Linked DNA regions of Homo sapiens: region 1 is linked to region 2. Evidence: chromatin contacts called from ENCODE Hi-C or POLR2A ChIA-PET data. All regions are on one chromosome and are shown on one strand. The core of a region is the stretch at or near the end of the contact, and the rest is flanking DNA. Distances in the headings are between cores, read along the strand shown. Region 1 overlaps COTL1 (coactosin like F-actin binding protein 1). Region 2 overlaps KLHL36 (kelch like family member 36).

Region 1 (5,128 bases), core at 2,581-5,080, 94 kb before region 2:
AGGGATCCGTTCCCAGCTCTCCTTAAATTCCCAGTCCCCACCCTGGGCCTCTCTCCCTAACGATCTTGTCGCTTTGGGAGCCCCTGAAGTGAACCCTGAAATACTCCCTCCGTCAACTCTGGGCTCAGACCTTTGCCCTTCTCTGTGTCACAAGGAAATTTCGGTCAAGAGGGTGGGAACAGGTGGTTTCAGACCGTGCAGCAAAGCCACTGCCAGGTAAGTTTTAAGGCAAATTTTATCTCTTCTTATTCAGTCTGAGCCGGACCTAACCTTCTCACCACCGAGCAATCCTGCCTATGCTGGACATGCATCTTAGGCAACTCCGGATGGAGGTGGGATGAGGGAGCCCGGGGCAGATACCAGGAGGTCTGGGCCTTAGTAGGGAATGGACGTGTGTGCTTATGAAGGCTGCAGGCACCGGGCACAGCTCCTGGCCCAGCTGCCCCTCAGTGGTACACAGGAAGCAGGGTCCAGGAAAACTGAGATGGCAAAATAGGCCCGGGCTCTGGAAAGCAACGTGAGGTCATGCAGATCTCACTAGGCAGACCTCGTCGCGTGGAAGAGAAATGCCAGGAAAAGGGGTCACTGCAGGAGGCACCTCGGATCTGATGGCAGGCAGGACCTTGCATCAAAATGACTTTTCTTTAGAACAAAAAAGAGGGGGAGAAAAGAAAAAGAAGATCAAAGAAAGAGGTTCCATGAGCGTCATGAGATAGGACACGGCAGGGTTCTAAGGGAAGCGGGAAGGTGGGGGCTGTGGACACAGGGTGGCGGGCGCTGCCTCTCATGGCTTCTTTTCTCCCTGGTGGGCTGGTGGGCTAGTAGCTGAGGCCGGCGGTCCTCTCCCCCGGGGAGCAGGCAGATGACTTTGGCAAGGGGTGGTGTGGCGGGGGCTGGGGTTACTCCGTCTGGGCGTCGTAATTGGCTCCCCCCGCCTTCTTCAGCTCGCTCTTGATGAAATCTTCCTCCAGCTCCTTCCGATCACTGATCACAAACTCCTTAGCGAAATTCTGCAAGAACAAAGGAAAACACAGCGTTCCTATTAAGAAGGAAGGCACAGGATGTGAGGGTGGCTCAGGCAACACACTGGGAAGCAAAGCACTGAAAACCCTGATGAGAGATGGAAATGGAAATTCAGCAGCAGAGTCAGTCAATGGAAATTCAGCAGCAGAGTCAATGGAAATTGAACAGCAGAGTCATCTGGCAGAAAAAACCTGACTGGGAGGAGGGAGTGGGGCAGATCTGATGCTGCGTCTTCCCATGTCCGTGGGGATGGCCCGAGGAAGCTGGGGCTTGAATTTGGGCTGTTACCTTGGCCAAGTCCCTTCAATTCTCTGTGCCTCAACTTTCTCATCTGTAAAAAACTATCTCGTCAGGAAAATAATAGGTTACGAGGTTGGAAAGGCTCACGGGTGTGCAGGCACTCCAAAAAAAAGAAAAGGACAAAAGCTCAGATTGGTGTCTTTTGCCCATATCCATGATGTAAATAGTCCCCCAGTGGCTGACGTCAAGCTATCAAAGTGATGTCACCATACGTGGAGGTGGAAGGAGACAGGCGTAATTGGCTCTCGCCAGCTGGGACAAGCAAGCTTCAGCCACCAATGTTCCTAATGACGCAGGAGCCTCCAGTCCTGGGTCTGCCATGGGCTCTCCACCCGCACTGAGTTACACGAGGGTAGAGGCTCTGCCTTCTTTCAACAAATACCACGCCAGGCTGTGGGGCTACAGGGCTCAGCAAAATGGATGCAGTCAGTCTTTCCTCTTGCAGTACACAGGTTTCACCCATAGAACCCGCAGGCACCCATGATGCACTCAGTAAACGCTTGTGGCATGAATGAGGGAACCAGGTGACCTGGCTTATCAGACACCCTTAAGCCATGATGATACACAGTTACTGCCATATGTGGATCATAAGACTTTAACAAACAAAATTTCAGAACGATGACGGACAGCTTGACAAAAAAAAGCTATCAAAACCACAAATAACACGTCTAAAGGTAAGAAAATCATCCACATTAAAAAAAAAAGCCCATAAGGAAATAACATAAACAATGACCACCATTTTTCTTTTTCTTGAGAGAAAAGCCTGTTGCCCAGGCTGGAGTGCAGTGGCGCAATCTTGGCTCACAGCAACCTCTGCCCCCAGGGTTCAAGCCATTCTCATGTCTCAGCCTCCCAAGTAGCTCGAACTACAGGCGTCTGCCACCACACCCAGCTATTTTTTGTATTTTTAGTAGAAGCAGGGTTTCGCCACATTGGCCAGGCTGGTCTCAAACTCCTGGCCTTAAGTGATCCGCCCAGCTTGGCCTCCCAAGGTGTTGGCACTACAGGCGTGAGCCACCACGCCCGGCTAACCACAATTATTAAGCACTTATGTGTACCAGCACAGTGCCACAGTACTGAGAATGACACACAGTAGTAAATATGAATCATGGAAGGTGGAAGCAACCCCTATGTCCATCAACAGAGGAGTGGATTATCAAAACACGGTCCGTCCACACAATGGAATATTCCTCAGCCACAGAGAGGAATGAAGCGCTGCCACACGCAACTACATGGATGAACCTCGGAAACAGGATGCTGAGTGAAAGAAGCCAGGCATGAAGACCATGTACTGTCAGCTGCCATTGGTATAAATGTCTAAAAAAGGCAAACCCATACAGACAGAAAGCAGACTCGTGGTTACACAGAGCTGGAGATGGGAACAGGAAATGATAGAGACGTTCTAAAATTGGGATTGTGGTAATGGGTGCACAACTCCACAAATTCACGAAAAAGTACTGAAAAAGTACACTTAGGATGACTTGATTTTGAGGTACATACATCATACCTCAATCAAGTTCTTTTTAAAAAGGCCCGTAAGGTGATCAACATTATTTCCATTTTAAAGGTGAGGAAACAAAGGCTGGAAATTACAATGCTTGTCCGAAGTCAGACAACCAGAAGGTCCAGTTGATGCCAAAGCTGGCGTCTTGAAAGAGCCACCATCTCCTTTTGGGGTGATGAAAAAGTTTTGGAACCAGACAGAGGTAGGGCTTGCACAACACTGTGAATGTTCTGAAAGCCACTGAATTGTACACTTTAAAATGGTTCAGGCCAGGTGCGGTGGCTCACGCCCGTCATCCCAGCACTTTGGAGGCCGAGGCAGGCAGATCACCTGAGGTCAGGAGTTCGAGACCAGCCTGGCCAACATGGCGGAACCCCATCTCTACTAAAACTACAAAAATCAGCCGGGCGTGGTGGCGGGCGCCTGCAATCCCAGCTACTGGGGAGGCTGAGGCAGGAGAATCGCTTGAACCCGGGAGGCGGACGTTGCAGTGAGCCAAGATCGCGCCACTGCACTCCAGCCTGGGCGACAGGGTGAGATCTGTCTCAAAATAAATAAATAAACATAAAAAGGTTCATTTTATGTTAAATGAATTCCACCACAATTAAAAAATAAAAAACAAAAAAGTCGCCATATTGCCAAGAATGATGAGCCCAGGAGCATCCCGAAGTCAAGCTTTACAATAAAAAGACAATGCATTTGGCGCGCAAAGCCACTGAGAACACTAACAAAGTGGAGAACGGGAGGTTAATTTTTATCAAGCAGCTGATGTGTGCCAGGAACAGCCTCACTCATGTTCTCGTTCAGCCCTCAGTATATTAACTTTATTTTATTTTACTTTTTGAAGATAAGACTCATGGGCTGGGCTTGGAGAGATTTGCCCAGAATGACAGAACACCCTTGAGATCCTTTCTGTTCCCACCCCACTACAGTGTGTTACTAAGTGTATGTGATCCGTGCAATGAAAGAACACAAGTTGGATGTAAGAGCCAGAAAGGAGAATTGAGAATTAATGTATTTCTCAACCCTGAGCCCCACGGCATGAGGGAGGGGCAGAGAGCTTTCAGAAGGAGGAAGCCAACAGCTTAAGATGCTTATAGAAGAAAAGTCCAAAGTTCCTCTGCTTTGTGATAGCTATATATGGCAATCTACAGAAATAAGAACACTTGAAGTTCCAGTCGGTTAGCTATTAGAAGATTTAGATTAAGAAAAATAAGTTTGAGAGCCATGGATGGTGGCTCATGCCTGTAATCCCAGCACTTTGGGAGGCTGAGGAGAGCAGATCATGAGGTCAGGAGATCGAGACCAGCCTGGCCAACACGGTGAAAACCCTAATCTACTAAAAATATAAAAATCAGCTGGGTGTAGTGGCGCGAGCCTGTAATCCCAGCTACTCAGGAGGCTAAGGCAGGAGAATGGCTTGAACCTGGGAGGCAGAAATGGCAGTGAGCCAAGATGGCGCCACTGCACTCCAGCCTGGCAACAGAGCGAGATTCCATCTCAAAAAAAGAAAAATAAGTTTGATAAGGTCTAAGAAATCTCAAATGAAAGATACATGGAGCTAGGCACAGGTCAACCTAAAACCACAAGTACTTAGGAAATCAAATTATAATGAAACAAAAACAAGCAAAACAGACAGCAGATCTAGTAAAACATAACAATAAATGTAAATGAACAAAATTATCTTTAAAAATGCTATGTTTCAAACTACAAAAAAAAAACCCTCAAACCTTGTACTACATACCAGAGACATATTTAAAATCAAAAGATTAGCAGAAAAATGATTCCAAGTTATACAAACAAAAGTATATACAAAAGCAACCATATGATCTCTGAAAACATTTAAAGCAAACTGAGTCTCACAAGATAAACAGGGTCATCCTGCAACTTGATAACCCTCCTGGCTCAGCTGATGTTCTTTCCTCTCTGCTCGGTAGAAAATAGAATGGAAGGTTATTTTCCCTGTTGAAGGGCTGTTTTTATCATCAGTACTTAGAGAGGTCTTAAAAGACAAGTCGTCCAGCAATCCGATTACTGCCAAAAAGCAAAGGGTTAGAAAGCAAGTGTCTTAACACACTGAACTGGCTCATACCTAAAAGTCCTGTATTCCTATTTCGTTTCCAATTTATCCTCAGGGGAACACAGAGAGAATGTGCAAAATTGAGTCTTCCCTCATTCCTGCTTTTTTTTTTTTTCCTTTTTTGCCTCTTCCAATGACCAAGAAAGACAAAACTTTAAACATTTCTGAAGATACAGTGACCATGGCCATGCTCTAGGCCCCTTTAGAACAGACCCCAGATT
Region 2 (5,143 bases), core at 1,635-4,134:
GCAACATGAATCCACCATTACAGCATCACGCAGAATCATTTCACTGCCCTAAAGCCCACTGTGTGCGTGCTGTCCATCCCTCCCTCCCCTCTCCCCACAGTCCTGGCAGCCACTGATTTTGCTGTCTCTATGGTTTTAGGCAAAACTTTTCCCGAGTGCCAGCACAGTTAGAATTGGACTGTATGTCGTATTTCCTCTTTGATGTGTGATTCATCGGGTGCATGTGTGCCTGCTAGCTCATTGTTCTAGTCGTTTCCAGCCATTGTGAAAAGGGTGATGGTCCTGTGATTATTCCCATTTCCCAGATGGGGCAAGGGAGACTCAGAGAGAGTGAAGCTGGGTTCTGGCCCAGGCGGCCTGACTGCAAAGCTGTCCACTTCCCCGCCCTGCCCTGCCATTTCTTTGCTAATGACGGCTACTGTCTATAGAGTGTTCATGGGGTGCCCACTCCCTATATTCTTAAATCCTCATGGCCCTCTAAGACGGCAGGCTGTTCCCCGGCTCGGAGGGGGTAAGCCTGGCACAGCCCTGAGCTCTCCCTCTGTCTCTGCCCGTCGACCCTGCAGGTTCACGTACGGCCACGCGGGCACCATCTACAAAGACTTCGTGTACATCTCGGGGGGCCACGACTACCAAATTGGCCCCTACCGCAAGAACCTGCTATGCTACGACCACCGGACAGACGTGTGGGAGGAGCGGCGGCCCATGACCACGGCGCGCGGCTGGCACAGCATGTGCAGCCTGGGTGACAGCATCTACTCCATCGGGGGCAGCGATGACAACATCGAGTCCATGGAGCGCTTCGACGTGCTGGGCGTGGAGGCCTACAGCCCGCAGTGCAACCAGTGGACCCGCGTGGCGCCGCTGCTGCACGCCAACAGCGAGTCGGGCGTGGCAGTGTGGGAGGGCCGCATCTACATCCTGGGCGGCTACAGCTGGGAGAACACTGCCTTCTCCAAGACCGTGCAGGTGTACGACCGCGAGGCCGACAAGTGGAGCAGGGGCGTCGACCTGCCCAAGGCCATCGCTGGCGGGTCCGCCTGTGTCTGCGCCCTGGAGCCACGGCCAGAGGACAAGAAGAAGAAAGGCAAAGGCAAGAGGCACCAGGACCGGGGCCAGTGACCCTAGCTGCGCCTCTTGGGACCATCCTCACCGTCACCTCCCAGGGCTCTGTAGACCAGCAGCAACTTCTTAGTATTCCGGAAACATTATGTACAACTTAGCAGCTTTTTTTACTTTTATGATTCTTGGTATTTCTATGATATCACAGTAACCAATTAAATACTATCTGTAACTTTACATATCTTGCTTGAATAACTAACCCTGGGCCCAGGCAGTGAGCAACCCCTTGTATCTTCACAGGTCTTTGCCCCGTGTTATGATTCCTCATGGGTCCTTGCTGACTGTCCCCCTGAGAGTAGCTGGCACGTGGGTAACACAGAAATTTCTGTAGTGAAGCTTGGGCCTCAAAGGGTTCTCTTAGGCCACCTAGTCCAAGCCTCCCCAAACCTGGCTGAACTTTTAAGAATACAGATGCGTGAGCCCCGCTCAGAATTATGGAATCCAAAACCACCAGGAACGGGGAGGAGGTGGTGCCCAGAAGCTGTATTTTAACTAGTTCTTGGAATTCTGGGTATTAGTCACATCTGGGAATCACTGGCAAGGTCCAGTGTGTTTGTTTTATAAATGAGTGCACAGAGACCACCCATGAGGGTGAGTGAGTGAGTGACCAGGGGCCACGCAGCTCGCTAGACTGTCAGATGAGACATGATGACTTCCCGCTGGGGAGCTGTTCTCCGTATCAGGTGAACGCTGTTTCTGAATAATTCCGTCTTTCCTCATTGGAAACCTTCTTGAATTCTAAAACGTTACAGGTAACCAAAAACGAAAAAAGGTATGAAGCTCTTTATACATATTTTTTTGTAATTTGTGCATTTTTTTCCTTTTTTTTTTTTCTGAACCCACTGTCTTTTATATTACTGATGTACTGAGCTCCCAAATCTGTTTATTTCTCAGGAAAGAAAAAGTGAGTGCTATGGAATTTGCCATCGTTCTCTGTGACTCTATCTTGAGGCGCTGTTGAAAGTTCCTGCACAGAGGAGCACATGTGGATCCCTGAGAAGGCAGTGGAGGGCTCCCTAACTCCCACGCCAGGTCCTGCCCCAGTTTTCTGCTTCTAAGTAGTTTCGTGCTGCTGGGCAAATTCTCGAACAAGTCCGTGTGTTCCCTCATCCACCCCGCTTAGCCACAGGATTAGATGGAATACCCTCCAGGCTCCTCCCGGGTGATAGGGCCATTCAGCCTCTGAGCTGTTCGTACCCGGATGGCATCCCCTTCAGGATGTGGAGCTGGCCTGCACTGACTCCTGCAAACAGTTCCTAAAGCAGGTGTCAGGGTCGCTTGCCCTTTAAGAGGGCTCTTAGCTGCCCGAGTGGATGAGAAACGTGCAGAACTATGGGAGGATAGGAGTGTGATGGGTTTTAAGCATGAGCCAAGGAAGGCATGAATGAGCTGTACCTCACCCAGCATCCGATGGCAGAGATCAGTAAACTTCAAGATGTGCTTCATCTTCAATCCTAGTCTAACACCAGTCTTCCTGCAGACAGTTCCGAGAGCAGGTCTCGATGTCACTTGCCCTTTAAGAGGGCTCTCAGCTGCTCGAGTGGATGAGGATCAATGTGTTAAGATTGATATTAGACTAGGAAAAAAATCTTAGTTAACTTTAATTTCCATTTCTTCTGCTTCTTTGCTGCCCCTCCTTTCCCTTCCCTTCAGGGTTTACTGTGGTTCTCACTGGTCTGTTTATGTAGCCATCCAGAAGAGATGAGAGCATTTTGGGGACTGAAAGCTTCAATAGCCAACTTACTGCCCTCTGTGGTTAGTGAGGAGGGCAGTCTGCATGTTCAGCTAGCTAGTTATTTGCATGTGAAGTCCCTGGAGGCTTACAAACTGTTGAGAGGTTCTGCGAGGCATACAAACAAACAGACCAAAAGGCTGGAAACTCTGCTTGGAGCTCTGCAGCATTCCGGTGTATGAAAGGTTCCGAGAAGTCTCAACCCAGCATTTCCAAACTTCTTTGAGCCTAAAAGTCGTTTGTCTCATACCTAGTCCCAGACCCCCACAAAACATGTTTTGCAGAACTTCTGCCAACTTTGGGATAGCTTACCCCCTTCCTATTCGGGAAAGGTTTTATTGCTTGTAGACCCCTCAGAAGGCAGGGTAGGGTGTACGTGGGCTGTTCTCCCCATCTCAGCCTGGGTCATGAACAAACGGGCAGTTGTTTGGCCTGAATCTCGGGGCAAGTTGGGGAGAGCACATAGAAAGACTCTGTGAGTGATTTGGGGAGTGGGATAGCTTTGACCTTGGAGAGAGGAGAGCCATTGGTTTTCAGCCTAAGCCAGCTCTTTTATGTTTTGCTTCTGGGACTTGTCCCTGGAAATGTGTGAGCTTCTGGCCTCTATTCTGATTTTCTTGTGCCTCATGAGTTACATACGACGTCCTGCGCTTCATATTTTGTGGTGTCTCTCCTGATACTATGAAGGTGGTTTGTAATTGACATGGCTTTGACCCTAATATTACTAAGGTTGGGACCACCCTTTTAAAGGGAGGATAAACAAGTTTCATCTTGTGGGTCAACTTCTAATATTTGATGGTGGCTACACTGTGACAAGAAAGGTTTTTGAGCTTGTTGGGGTCAGTGGATGGGCACAAGGGCACCCAGTGGTGGTGCCCGGGCCAGGTTTTTGTTACTTGTCTTTTTAAGTTGAAAATTCACCCTACTGTGCATGAAAATGGAACTGAAAATGGAAGAGACCATGCCTGGGCAACATGGCAAAACCCCATCTCTACAAAAAAATTACAAAAGATTAGCCAGGGATGGTGGGGCATGCAGTAGTCCCAGCTGCTTAGGAGGCTGAGGTGGGAGAATCACCTGAGCCTGGGAGGTTGAGGCTGCAGTGAGCTATGACCACACCACTGCACTCTAACCTGGGTGACGGAGTGAGACCCTGTCTCAAAAGAATAAAATGTTTTTTAACTCAGATGGGCAGAGTTTGGGCTGTGCTTATGCAGTGGCCATTTGAACCGCACAGTCACGAATGTGGGGTTTTAAACTAGAGTGATGAAGGCACAGGTGCTTGCAGGCTGCCATTTTGAGAGGGAAACAGCCACACATGTCATCATGTTAAACTTTCAGTGTTTCAAGCTATTCTGCTTGAATTTTGAAGACACCTGGATCTTTTTTTTTTTTTAACATTTCAAAATAAGCATGGCAGGCTTCTATTGAGGTTTGGACTTCTCTCATTTCTAAAGAATTAGAGTTGTAACTTCATATTAGTTGTAAGTTTGGGGTTTGGTCCTCACCCAAGTTGGAAAGCTGTTTGCTTAAGACATAGATGTATTATAATAATAGAAGGGAGGGAGTAGAAAGCTGATGAACCCTTGTTACTTATAGCAAACTTCCTGCTGTTTTAAATGCACAGAGATTATTTTATCAACTGTGGTTAGCACGCAATTGGTATTTTTATTGTTCTGCCATTTTATTGAGGCTATCAAGTGGGACTTCAGACCTGGCTCTGAGCAGGACCACACGTGTGTATTTATATTGAGTGCCCTCACTCATGATAAGGTGACTTCATGGAGACCCAGAAACTCACCCTAAGGGGTGTTCACCTTTGAGGTGGGCATCCAGATGCTGAGGGGAAGTGGGGTCCATCCTCTGAGGTCCAGGGGCCTACTTTGTGAGCTCAGTTGTGTTCACCTGTGGTTCAGTGTACCTCGGCCCCTAAGCCAAGTGATCGTTCAGTGACTTGCAGCAATGTGGGAAGTGAGGGGACCCCTGCCACACCCCCCACCACCCCCTGTAGAGTCACTGACCTTCATCCTTCACCCTGGTCCTCCATGGTGCAGCAGCATCTCATGGGCCTTGTGGCTGTCAGAGCCCGTGGTTGGAACCCCGTCCACTGGTCCCAAACCTGGAGGGGCAGCTGCAGATGAGGTTTAGACCTCCTGGTGTCTCCGTGGATTCTGAGTGCCCAGGAGGGGAGGGGAGGGGGTGGCATCCTGGCCTCTAGGATAAATGCCTGGAGTATAGGGCAGCGCCACGGGCACTTGGAGACCCTGTCCTGCGCATCTGCCAAGCCTG

The links. A loop is a pair of places that touch in the nucleus more often than their neighbours do. ChIA-PET counts read pairs that join two places held with the same protein, here RNA polymerase II (POLR2A).
Region 1: a map of astrocyte of the cerebellum shows a loop between it and region 2 (6-fold over the local background). The contact joins two enhancer-like sites. A Hi-C loop is called at or near these places in 1 of 168 maps with a recorded cell type or tissue (astrocyte of the cerebellum). POLR2A ChIA-PET finds 5 or more read pairs at or near these places in 2 of 52 experiments (A549 and PC-9).

Annotation. Positions count from the first base shown.
Region 1 is chr16:84,565,946-84,571,073 of GRCh38, forward strand. It overlaps COTL1 (coactosin like F-actin binding protein 1), which reads right to left. Exons shown (of 4, transcript NM_021149.5): 4 at 1-1,010. The coding sequence ends at 900. Among named protein-coding and RNA genes, the nearest start is that of COTL1, 50 kb to the right of the region's middle. Within about 2 kb of position 3,831, at least 6 of the 41 ENCODE cell types and tissues checked have a DNase peak (open chromatin) inside an H3K27ac peak, as active enhancers do.
Region 2 is chr16:84,661,012-84,666,154 of GRCh38, forward strand. It overlaps KLHL36 (kelch like family member 36), which reads left to right. Exons shown (of 5, transcript NM_024731.4): 5 at 567-5,143. The coding sequence ends at 1,122. Among named protein-coding and RNA genes, the nearest start is that of KLHL36, 15 kb to the left of the region's middle. RefSeq lists an enhancer at 2,594-2,813 and a silencer at 2,904-2,953. Within about 2 kb of position 2,885, at least 3 of the 41 ENCODE cell types and tissues checked have a DNase peak (open chromatin) inside an H3K27ac peak, as active enhancers do.